2 separate regions of the Homo sapiens genome follow, and region 2 is linked to region 1. The links are chromatin contacts, found by Hi-C or POLR2A ChIA-PET in ENCODE. All regions are on one chromosome and are shown on one strand. The core of a region is the stretch at or near the end of the contact, and the rest is flanking DNA. Distances in the headings are between cores, read along the strand shown. Region 1 overlaps HIVEP3 (HIVEP zinc finger 3). Region 2 has its middle 45 kb from the start of FOXO6-AS1.

Region 1 (5,774 bases), core at 1,385-3,884:
TGTTTATAGCAATACAAGAACGGACTAATACGTGGTAGAACCCATTTCCCATGAACTCCAGAGTCCATGCTCTGTGCTTCTGAGGCTAAAATAAAGTTTAATAAGCCAGCTGATTTAGGGCAGCCAGCATGGTGCATGGCACAGTAGGTGCCTAATAAATGTTTGCGAAATTATTAATAACTACTGAGCTGGCAGAGCTGTTTAGTTCCAGGTGTGATACCCAGGAGGGTGTGAACTTGCAACCCCTGCACCCACAGGGGAGAAGCGGCCCAGCCACCAGGGGCAGGAACTCACCCACGGGGAGGCGCAGGTCTCTGGGCTTCTGCTGAGGAGCTTGTGAGGTAGAGGCGCGGGCGGGAAGAGAACCCGTGGGTCCAGCCCCAAGCCTGGGCCATGCTCCCCCGCTGAGGGGCTGCCCGGCCCAGCCAAGGCCCACTTCCCTGGCGGCGCTGACCGTGGTGGTGACTCGGCCTGACCTGGAGACCATCTCCTGGTGGGCGAGTATCTGGGGAGGCCTGGGTCGGTGGTACCCTCGAGTTTGGAGAGCACATGTGCTCGAGGGGCCAGTTCTCTTCCCAGGGGGCAGAGGGTGAGAGGAGACAGCTGAAGTCTTGGAGACCCACAAGGGAGAGCGCCCATGCCCCTTCCTGGGTCCACGTGCAGGCCAGGTGGGCTTGGGGCTGAGGCCTGTGGTTCTCGGGCCGGGGAGCATCGCTGGGGAGATGAGTCGTTTTTGGTTAGCGAGTGTTTGCGGGCTAGTGGTGGACGGCTGCCTGCTTCTTTGCTTGGGGACCACGGTCTTCTTGGGGACACAGGCTTGTAGCTCAAGGCTGAGCCTGTGTCTTTCTCCACAGAGCCCAGAGGGGCCGGTCCCAGCCAGGGGAGGCCCGGCATGCTCTGGCTGGACATGGAGCAGCTGCTGGCTGTCAGGCGCTCAGCTTCCGAGACCGAGCTGCCTCGTGTAGCCTCCGTGCCAGAGGCGGGGGCATCTGGGGGCTGAGGGCCCAGGATGGGTGAGGAGTCTGCCCGCAGTGCATGTGGTGGGCCAGGCGGGGGCGCCTCTGAGGATGGTCTGGACAGCTCATCCTGGCTCTCCTCCTCATCCTCATCCTCGTCTTCGTCCAGGTCTGAGTCTGAGTCCGAGTCCTCCAGGTCCGAAAACTGGTGCTCCTCCACAGCCTCTGAACCCTCTCGTCCTTCCGAGTCCTGGAACAGGTCGTCACTGGTTCCTGAGGGCAAACACAGAAGACCCAAGGTCACAGTTGGGCCTTGGCCCCACTGCCCACACGGCTGCTCCTCTCTGAGCCCCAGTTTCCTTGCCTGCTGACTGGGCAAAATAGCCATCGCAAGGGCACAAGATTGTTGGGACAACCAAGAAACGTAACAGATATGGGAGCGCTTTGTAAATAATAATGAACAATAATTCCCTTATGCCTAGAATGTGCAATGTTCAGTTCTGAGAGCTTTAGGTATATTTATTCATTTAGACCTCAGAGAATCCTGTGAAGCTGGTACTGTTCTCATCCTCATGTTACAGATGAGGAAACTGAGGTAAGAGAAAGTAAGTAACTTGCCCATGGAAGACAGCAGTAGGGCTGGGATTGAGCCATAGCAAAGAAGACAGTCTTTGTTTGTTTGTTTGTTTGTTTGTTTGTTTCACTAGCATCTCAGTGCTGGCTTCACCATGGGCAACTTACCACCTTGCTCTGCTTGGTCTCCCCCTTTGTCGAATGAATGTGATGGTCTCACCTCACCAGGTTTTCTAGGAGGACTAAAATGAAGGCCTGGCACATATTGAGGGCTTAAAAATAATTATAGCTACCATATTAATACATTAATGATGAAATCTGTTATTCCAGGACAGGGCAGTCACACTGGCTGGTCCAGCAGCACAGAGCCATCCGTGGTCAGTGTACACACACATCTGCCACGGTGACCAGGCTCCCGGTGGCTGGCACAATGGCATCTGGCAGGTGGCGGACTCTGGCCTCTGTGGGCGGCTTGACTAAGCTGGCCTCAGGCTGCAGAGCAGGTCCCCATCCCAGCCACGCTCTTATCTGAGGAGCCACTGCCCTTTTGAAGTCCAGGCTGCCTCTAGCCTCGGGGCCCTCCCATTGCCTGCCAGCCCCAGCTCCACCCCATAGTTTTCGACCTACATGTGGCTGAATGCCCACTTTTGTCCACTTTGGACATCTGACTGCTGCATGTTGAGTGACTTGGAAGCAATTGTTCACAAGAGTAAACAAAAAACAAAATTGTGATACTTGTTTCAGATATTGTTGGACATTTAGGTCACTTGCACTCCTTAAACAGACTATAAGAATAATGACAGAGTTATTGAATAGAGTCTAAAAGTGGGGGTTAGGGCTCTGGAATACTAGCCTCCTGGTCTGATTCCTCTGGGATGACCCCAACCAGTCGGGTCACCTCTAACATGTCAGGAGTCTAGTTTGGGCATCTCTGAAATGGACAGCAATCCGGATGCTGGGGAGAGCTCCGCTAACATCTGGCCTGTTCGCTGGCCCATCACTAGACCATTGGAACCTGTTTCTGGTCTGCAGAGTGAGGTTGCTGACAGGTGGGTTGAGCTGGCCAGCCAGCCCCATCGCTCACACATATCAGTACTGCACCCACCTGACCAGGAGGGCTGGCACAGAAACTGACTCAGGCCGCTGGGGCAGCTAGGCTTTGGCTCTCAACCATGCCCAGCTGCCCCGGGGCCAGAAAGCCCGGAACTAGCACTTCCAAGTCACTCAATATGCAGCAGTCAGATGTCCAAAGTGGACAAAAGTGGGCATTCAGCCGGATGTAGGTCAAAAGCTATGGGGTGGAGCTGGGGCTGGCAGGCAAAAGGAGGCCCCTGAGGCTAGAGGCAGGGTGATGAGACCAGAGGAGGAATGAAGGATTAGGATGAGAGCAGGGCTGGGGATGGGGGTGAACTTTGTAGTTATGCCCCAGGCATTTACCTCCCTTGCCTAGGACTTTGGGAGGGGCCTAATTCAACACCTGTTCACCTGGCCCTGCCCCTCATTTACATACAGCAAAATCCAGGCACAGATGACCCAGTGAGAGCTGGTGGCTGAGTCAGAACTAAGGTTTACAGCCCTTGCATTATTACGCTGACAGTTTAAAAATGATGTGCTGCACTAAGAAGCAGGGAATGGTCGGGTTTGAATCTCAGCACTACCACTTCCTTGCTGTGTGACGTTGGATACTTTACTTTCTGTGTGTCTGGTTTCCTCATCTGTAAACTGGGTAGCAATAAAAGCACTCTAGGAAGCTGTTCAGAGGACTGTGAGGGTCTGGCACACAGTAAGTACCCAATAAACTTCAGCTCCTGTCATCCCATGATACCCTGTCCCCCCAGTCTCAGCAGGCAGGTAGCTGGGGTGGGATTGTCAGCATTTTGCAGATGAAGGTCACAGGGGTAGTGTTAGGAGTGAAGGAGAGTCAGGACCAGCGTCTCCTGATGTCCAGCAGGGAGGGCTCCTAAAGATCCTCTTTACTAATGTGGAAGTTGAGACCCAGTGGGGGTAATGGCCCGTCCTGGGCACTCAGTGCATGAATGCTGGAAGCCAAGAGTCCCCTGCCCAGCTCGGGGCTGGCCGGGGCCTCCACATCTGCGTTCCTGCAGGGCGCTGAGGGAATGCCCCTGGCTGGGCGGCCCCGCCCCTGCTGGGATCCAGGCCAACGCTCCACAAATGAGAGAGCTTGAGCGCGCGGCGGGCGCCGCTGGGAGAGGCCACACGGTGGCGCTAGCGCCCAGCCTGGCCAGCACCATGGGCAGGGCCGGGGCGCCTGGCTCCTTCCAGGCAGTTCTCCCACGCGCCACCTCGCGTCCCACAGACACGAACTCCTGCCGCTCCCCCCGGCATCTGTCTCGTCGCGGGAAGTGGAAACTCCATCCTTCAGTCTCTTGGGCCGTAATCCTTGGAGTCCTCCATGGCTCCTTTTCGTTCTTCCCCCTCTCTTCTGCCCCATATGGGGTCATCTGAGCCTGTGGGCTCTCCCTCCGGAACCTCCCCAGAATCCCGCCGCTTTTCCACCTCCTGAGCACACCCGTGCTCCCCGCGCCCACGGCACAGGCCAGAGGACGCCCTGCCTCTCTCCTCCGCTCCAGGGCACCCCCCCATGCCCTTCAGCCCTCAGGCTCTAGCTCTCTCTGAACCGGCTGCCCCCGCGTCCAGCGGGCTCCAGCACGCGGGCCAAGCGCCGTGGCCCCCGGGGACCCCACACCTGCTGCTCCCTCTGCAGGAGAGCTCCTCCCTGACCCCACGTGGCTCCTGACCCCGGTTCCTCCGGGTGGGTTCTCTGCTCACACCGCCCTGTCTAGCACAGCGGCCCTCCCCACGGGCCCCAGCCCTCACTTGGCTCTTCTGCTTTCTCTTTGGCTTCACAGGCAGGGCCCCTGCTCTACTCCACCATCGTTCCTTGCCCAGCTCCCCTGCCATGCCGACTGCCTGAGGGCAGGAGCTGTTTTATTTATTGCGGAACCCCCAGCACCCAGAACAGAGCCAGGCACAGAGACTGTGCCCAGTAATTACTTCTGGAATGAATGCATGGATTTCGTCCTCCGAAAAGTGGCTCTGAGCATCCTCGTTTGCTCCACTGGGAAAATGAGGCTGGGGCAGGGCAGGGACCTCAGGGGAGGGCTCTGGCTTAGGTTCAGGCTCCCCTGGTCCAGCCCACCAGGCAGTGGACTGGCATGCAGCCAGGGTTTTTGTGTGACCTTGGGCTATTTTTACCTGTCTGAGCTTTGACTTCCCTGACTTAACATGAGTGACACAAGTTTCTGCCACCTGTTTTGAGGACTCAATGAGACAACATGTGCATATGGCCCAGTGTATCCTTGACAAGCATAGTGAACCCCATTCTAGCTTTGGGGGGGAACAGCCCCAAGTTCACTGTGTTCTCCTCTATAAAAATGACTTATTCCACCTAAAAGGAAATATGACTTAACTCTTTTTTGTAAGACCACAAATACATCCCCAAATTGGAAAAACAAAAACAGAACAAGACACACAGTGCGTGCATACACACTCCTCTCTGTCACACTCTAAGTCCTGGGGCTGATTTCAGGGAATCAGTATGCTTCCTGCTTTGCTTGGTGCTGGCGAGATGGCTCCAGCCTCCTTCTGTTGGAGGGACTGCCGTCCACCACCAAAGCCCCTCTGGCCACCTGCCTGACTGCTGAGGCTGGGCAGTGCTCAGCCAGACCCACTGGCTTCGACTCCTCTGCCCTGTCTTCTCAGAGACTGACTCTAAGATGCCTCCTGGGGATTGACCACCATGGCCGGGGTGTGTACGGGGATGGGGCTGGGAGGTGACAAGCGGCTGTCAGGTCTGGTTTGGGCTTTTTTGAAACTCTCCTAGCTCCAAAAGGCCCATGTGTCAGGCCCATGCCAGAGTGTGTAGGCAGGAGTGTGGGTGTGGAGCTTCGGAGAGTATGTGTCCCACAGTGTCACTATGAGGGGTTGGCTGGGATAATTCAGGGCATGCATTTAGAACCCGCCTGACACATAGTGGGCACTCAATCAACGTTGGCTGTAAGTTCTCTTGTGTGCATTTATTCAGTAAACATTCACTGAGCACCCATGGGTGCCAGGCGCTCCACCTGCATGGCAGATGGTAATGCATGATAGCTAGGGCTGCAGAGCATATCCTATCAGCATGTGGGGAGGTGGCTCGATCATTCAGGGAATTTAACCTTTGTCTGATACTTGGGAGAACTGAAGGTGAAGCTATTGGAGGGAGAGAGGGGAGGAGGGGGAATG
Region 2 (5,469 bases), core at 292-2,791, 96 kb before region 1:
GTCTTCACCCTGCCCCACTATTATCCCCATCTTACAGATGGGAAAGTTGAGACCCAGGGTTTTAACCCAGGCAGTTGGCTCCACAGCCAGCACTCTTGACACCACACTTGGAATTCTGCCTCTAAAATGACTCCAGCAGATGCTACAATCCCACTATCAGTGAAGACCCATTCTTTGGGGCTATTTATTTGTCTAACAAATATGTATTTACACTTGCTATTTTCAGAGCCAAAGGAGCTCACAGAATGCACTTAGCCTGATTGTGTCACTTTACAGATGGTGAAACTGAGACCCAGAGAGGGGGAGTGACTGTCCCATGGTCACATGTGTGAGTATGAGGGTGTATGGTAGGACTAATGGATGGCAGTGCGATTGTCAAGCCCAGCATGTGTGAGGCAGTGTGGGACGGGCATAGGAGACAAAACACGATGAGTGCAGTGTTCTGGGGTGAGGGAGGCCACAGTGGGTAGGAGCTAGGGGCCACCCCACCCTAAGTGGGAAGCACCGCTGGAGGAAATGCATGGGGCAAGGGTGGGTGTGAGCTTGGATATGGGCGTGGCTGGGGTCAGTGTCTGAGCTGTGTGAGGGAGAAAGCGGAAGGGAAATGTCTAGGAGCCAGTGGGAGCCACTGGAGGGGGCCACAGTTTCCCAGCACCTGCCTGGTGCCAGGCAATGCAAGGAGTAGGACAGCCTGTCCTCATGGAGCCTGCATTCCAGGGGCTGAAAGCACAGATCACTCCAGAAACAGGCCTCTCACATCCCATCCATGGTGATGGACTCAGAACAGTGTGGGAGGCAAGGCAAGGGGTCTTGATGGGAGCTCCCTGGGGTGAGTGAAACGGTCTAGAGCTTAGCCTGGGGGGTAGTGACCCGGAGGGTTCAGAGGTAGAAATACATCGAGCTGTTCACTTCAAAATAGTGCCCCTTACTGTATGCAAATCTTACCTCAATTAAAAAAGAAGAAAACAAAAAAACCTAGCCTTCTGCTTTGGGTGGGAGGGAAAGTGGGAGTGGCCAGTAATTGTGGCCTGGGTGGAGAGGACCTAGACAGAGAGGTGCTGGCAGAGAATTCTACGGAAAGTTTGCTGGTGGGAGTGAAAGCTGGAACTCGGCTCTAGGTTTCTGAGGAGCCCCAGGGGATGAAGCTGCAAAGATGTGGGGAGGCTCAGGGATCCTGGGGCATCCCATCTCTGGAAGAGCCTCCCCTCTGCAGAAGTGGCAAGAAGCCCTCCGAGAGTGTGGGTCTGGGATGCTTTTTGTCAAATCTGCAGGTGCCTGGGTCCGCAGTCTACTCCTCTGCTGGGGGTGGAGGGGATCCCCTAGATCTACATTTTCACACATTCCCAGGGTAATTTTGACACTGTCAGCTGCACACCAGTATTAGGAAATCACAGCCTGAGGTTCCTTCCAAGCCCTGGCTTCTGTGAATCCAGATTCTGAGATTTCCTGCACTGGAAAGTCATTTTAGCTAGGCCAGCACTGCCACCGCTGGCCATGGCGAGGCTGAGTCCCAGGGAGGGGAAGTGACGTGCCCATGGACTCACAGCCAGCTTGCATCCAGAGCTGTAACCGGAACCCTGCCTAGGCTGCCAGGCCAGGCTCCCAGCCCCGGCCCGGTCAACTTTGTCATGCCCAAGGAATTCCCAGCTGTCAGAGATGGGCGGGGACCGTAGGCAATGGCAGGGAGCCTGGCAGCTGTAGGTGGGCCCCACCCACCCTCCAGGTGCCCCAGGTCTCCCGGGTTGGTTGGGGGCCATCTCAGGCTGTTGGCTGCTCGGGGCTCAGGCCCACCTCCTGCCTCTGTGGCCCCAAATAGAGCTCCTGGGGGCACTTGGCCACCAGGGGAGGAGAGCAGAACCCTGACTCTGTTCCTAGCAGGGGGAGGACCTGTTGAGTCCTGTCATGTGGGAGTGCCACCCCAAACTCCTGCCTGCAGAACCTCATTGGGATGCTGGTGGCACAGGCTGAGCCGGCAAGGTCACTGGAGAACAGAGCGAGGGTGAGGGCGTCCACCGCCAGCCTGGCACTGCCCCCACTGGCGCCTGTTGGGTCTGAACCTCTGCCTAAGGCAGTTGCTTGCACCTGGCCTCACCTCTGCCAGGGCGTCCTCTGCCAATGACAGCCCTCCCTTCTGTTTTCTCTCCTCCTTCCCTTCTCTACCCCTCCCTCTTCCTTTTCTTGCCTACAGGATTGGGGCCCCATCTACTCCTCTTCCATCCTGAGCCCTTTGGAGACAAGCCGACCTGGTTTGAGCCCCAGCTCCTGCTCCTTCTGCTGCTTAGCTCTGTGACCTTTGGCAAGTTGCTAAACCTCTCTGAGTCTCAGTTTACTTATCTGCAGAATGGGGGGTAATAGATCCTATCTCATGAAGGGCTCGTGAGGATCTTTAAACTGTCTAACCTTGGTTGGGCACTTACTCTGTGCCAGGCACTGTGTGTGTGTTTTACCTGAGTTATCATCCTCATTTTATAGACAGGCAAAATGAGGCTCAGAGAGAGGGGGCAGGCTTGTTCCTGGTTGCTCAGCTGTACGTGCAGAGTTGGGCTTTCTGGATCTAAGATCTATGTTCTTCCCTAGGCAGGTTGGCACTGAGGGAGCAGGCAGGGCCATGGGCAGAGCTGTGACCTCACCACATAGGGAGGTGCTGGGCCTGGGTCACATGCGTAGAGAGATTACGATCCTGGGTGTTGTGAGTCAGGTATCGTCTCCATCTGTAGAATGAGGAAAGTTGTAACCATCCCTAGGTGCGATACCTGAGACTGGATCCAGCTTCCTGCAGTCTCCCTTGTCCAAAGCAGGGACTCTTGAGTTCCGTCAGTAGAAGGGGAGCATGACTCTGTCTTATGGAGACAGTCATACATAGCAAATGTTGACTGTAACCACTATCACAAGTCCTGAGATCTTTGCCTGAGGGATGAAAATGGGGGCGCACAGAATTTTAAGTCCTCACTTAAGGACTTGAACTTACCCCTCCTGAGTAGTACATAGTAGCCCCATCTCCAGAGGAAGAAACTGCTGCTCAGAGTGAGGCCCAGCTTTGTCCCAATCACACAGCCCAGTGGTGGGCAAGGTCCTGCCCCCTCCCAGCAGGCCTCAGAGGGAAGGCCAGGCTGGCTCTCTCCCCATCAGCGGCCGCCTTCATTAGCATTCCGAGGTGCACTGCCCAAGTTGCCATTATGTGGTTGGGTAGATTCACATCTGTAGGTTCTAATTCACCCTAATTGACCCTGCAGGGAATCTTCCAAACTCCTGGGTTTTTACAGCTTCTTGGAGTTTTATTTTGGCTTTTGAAAAATAGTGCATTCATGCCAAACACACAGGGCTATAAATCGATGCTGCTCTGATTGATAAAGTATAAAAAGGCCAGCATGCTGCGTGGCCAGGCCCTGGGTTGTCTGTGTATGTGTACATGCATGCATGTATGTATATGTTTGTATATATGTGTGGGTATATATGTGTGTGTCATAGCAACACATAGAAGCTGGCCTTCATTGAGCATTTCTGCGTTGAGCTCTGTGCTAAGCACTTCACAGGCATTAAATACAATCGCCCAGGGTCCAGCTGCTACTAATTGTCTGATCCAGAGCCCAGCTTGGCCAGGAATAAGAAGGTCAGGGCAGAGTCAGTGAGCTCATTTTGGTTGTGGCAAGTCTGAGGTTCTTCTGGGATATTCAGGGGAGGGAGCCTGGTAAGCTCTGAGGCTTACCTGCTATTTCACTTCAAGCAAATCGGTTACCCTCTTTGTGCCTCAGTATCCCTTCTACAAAATGGGGATAATCAATCACAGTACCTACTTCACAGGGTTGTTGTCAGGCTGTCTGCCTCTTGGTCAGGGTGAGAATGGAAAAGCACTCCCTGTATTTAACAACAATGTGTTGAGTGACTCAGTAAGAACCATTTTGGTGGAATACGGGGTGGACAGCAGCAGGCCTGGGAAGCAGACGGCAGGTGCAAGAGTGAGACTGGTCATAAAGGTAACCCTGGAATATGTTTTGCTGGGAAGGGGGAAGAAAGATGGGTCCTGGTTGGAGCCAAGTGTAGGGCTTCAGAAGGGTTTTTTTTTTTTTCTTGTTTGTTTGTTTTTTGAGATGGGGAGTCTTGCTCTGTCGCCCAGGCTGGAGTGCAGTGGTGCCATCTCAGCTCACTGCAACCTCTGCCTCTAGGTTCAAGTGACTCTCCTGCCTCAGCCTCCCAAGTAGCTGGGATTACAGGCACCCGCCACCACGCCCAGCTAATTTTTGTATTTTTAGTAGAGATGAGGTTTCATCATGTCGACCAGGCTGATCTTGATCCCGCCCACCTCGGCCTCCCGAAGTTCTGAGAGTGCCTGAGCCAGGCTGAGGTGCAGTGGTGCCATCTTGGCTCAATGCAGCCTCAATCTCCTGGGCTCAAGCGATCCTCCTGCCTCAGCCTCCTGAGTAGCTGGTACTACAGGCAGCTGGGACTATAGGCATATGCCACCACGCCCGGCTAATGTTTTTGATTTTTAGTAGAGATGAAGTCTCGTTTTGTTGCCCAGGCTAGAGCATGTTTCTTGATGCAGGGAAAGAGAAGGTGAAGAAGGGGGATAGATGGGAGGAGGGAAGGGTGGAGTCCAGGGCTCAGGGCACAGATGGGCTCCTCGGGGAGGGCCGGCTGGTTTATCCCATGGTTGCATCTTTGCAGAGTGGCAGGGAGACTTTTGCAGGGTGGGTGCCCAAGACTATCGCTATAGAAAGGCTCCTTGGGGTCCAGGTTGGAGAGGGAGGGAAGTGCCCCCAGGAGGAGAAGGAAGGTGCTGTGATGAGGTCAGAGAGCGAAGGAGGGCTAAGTGAAGGAGGGCCATGGATACAGGCCAATATGGGGTTGGGAGGATATGGGGTGGGGGAGGTAGTTCTGAGTGAGGATACCCAGGCCATGGCATGGGTGGGGTTGGCTGGGCCAAGTACAAAAGAGGGAGAGAGTTGTTGGTGATGAGGGAGAAGTAGGGGGTTGGCCAGGTCGTCAGGGGTCCAGGGAACTCCCAGGATGAAGGCAGGTGTTGGTGGAGAAGGCCAAGTCAGGCCTCAGGTCCTGGGGGCGTGGAGGTGTGGAGGGAGGCGCGGGGAAGTGGAGGAGGTGGCTGAGGGACGGGGAGAGGGAGGGCGGGGCTGAGGATGAGGGGTTCTTGCCCCAAAGTGGTGGCAGGGTGTCCTGGCTTGCAGCTTGAAGGGTTTTTATATTTTTGGCTTCTTGATGGGAATCTGGAATTAGTGATGGAATTGTGTCATGGATCAGGATTCTGTATTCACAGGGCCCTTAATGGCCCACGTTGCCCTGAATGAGTCCCCTGCTGTCTTGTCTGACTTCTCCTCTGGGTGAAGTCTACGGGGCTGGGCTATGTTGTCATTTACCTCTGCCGCCACCGAGCAGGCGAGAAAACCGCATCGGATGAACAGTTGGAGAGACGTGGCTAGGAGCTCCTTCCTGGAAAACAGTCTCCAGGAGATG

The links. Hi-C counts contacts between places; a loop is a spot of excess contacts on that map. ChIA-PET counts read pairs that join two places held with the same protein, here RNA polymerase II (POLR2A). Pooled maps may share reads with other maps.
Region 2: a loop to region 1 is called in a map of PC-9, with 10 times the contacts of the local background. The contact joins two enhancer-like sites. A Hi-C loop is called at or near these places in 2 of 168 maps with a recorded cell type or tissue (PC-9 and sciatic nerve) and 4 of 50 pooled maps. POLR2A ChIA-PET finds 5 or more read pairs at or near these places in 3 of 52 experiments (GM12878, MCF 10A and PC-9).

What each region holds. Positions count from the first base shown.
Region 1 is chr1:41,512,522-41,518,295 of GRCh38, forward strand. HIVEP3 (HIVEP zinc finger 3) reads right to left here. Exons shown (of 9, transcript NM_024503.5): 8 at 295-1,229. Among named protein-coding and RNA genes, the nearest start is that of EDN2, 31 kb to the left of the region's middle. RefSeq lists an enhancer at 507-1,007 and a silencer at 3,652-3,831. Within about 2 kb of position 2,635, at least 12 of the 41 ENCODE cell types and tissues checked have a DNase peak (open chromatin) inside an H3K27ac peak, as active enhancers do; they include PC-9, where a contact is called at or near this core.
Region 2 is chr1:41,417,455-41,422,923 of GRCh38, forward strand. No RefSeq gene overlaps it. Among named protein-coding and RNA genes, the nearest start is that of FOXO6-AS1, 45 kb to the left of the region's middle. RefSeq lists a silencer at 1,503-1,797 and an enhancer at 1,503-1,797. Within about 2 kb of position 1,542, at least 16 of the 41 ENCODE cell types and tissues checked have a DNase peak (open chromatin) inside an H3K27ac peak, as active enhancers do; they include PC-9, where a contact is called at or near this core.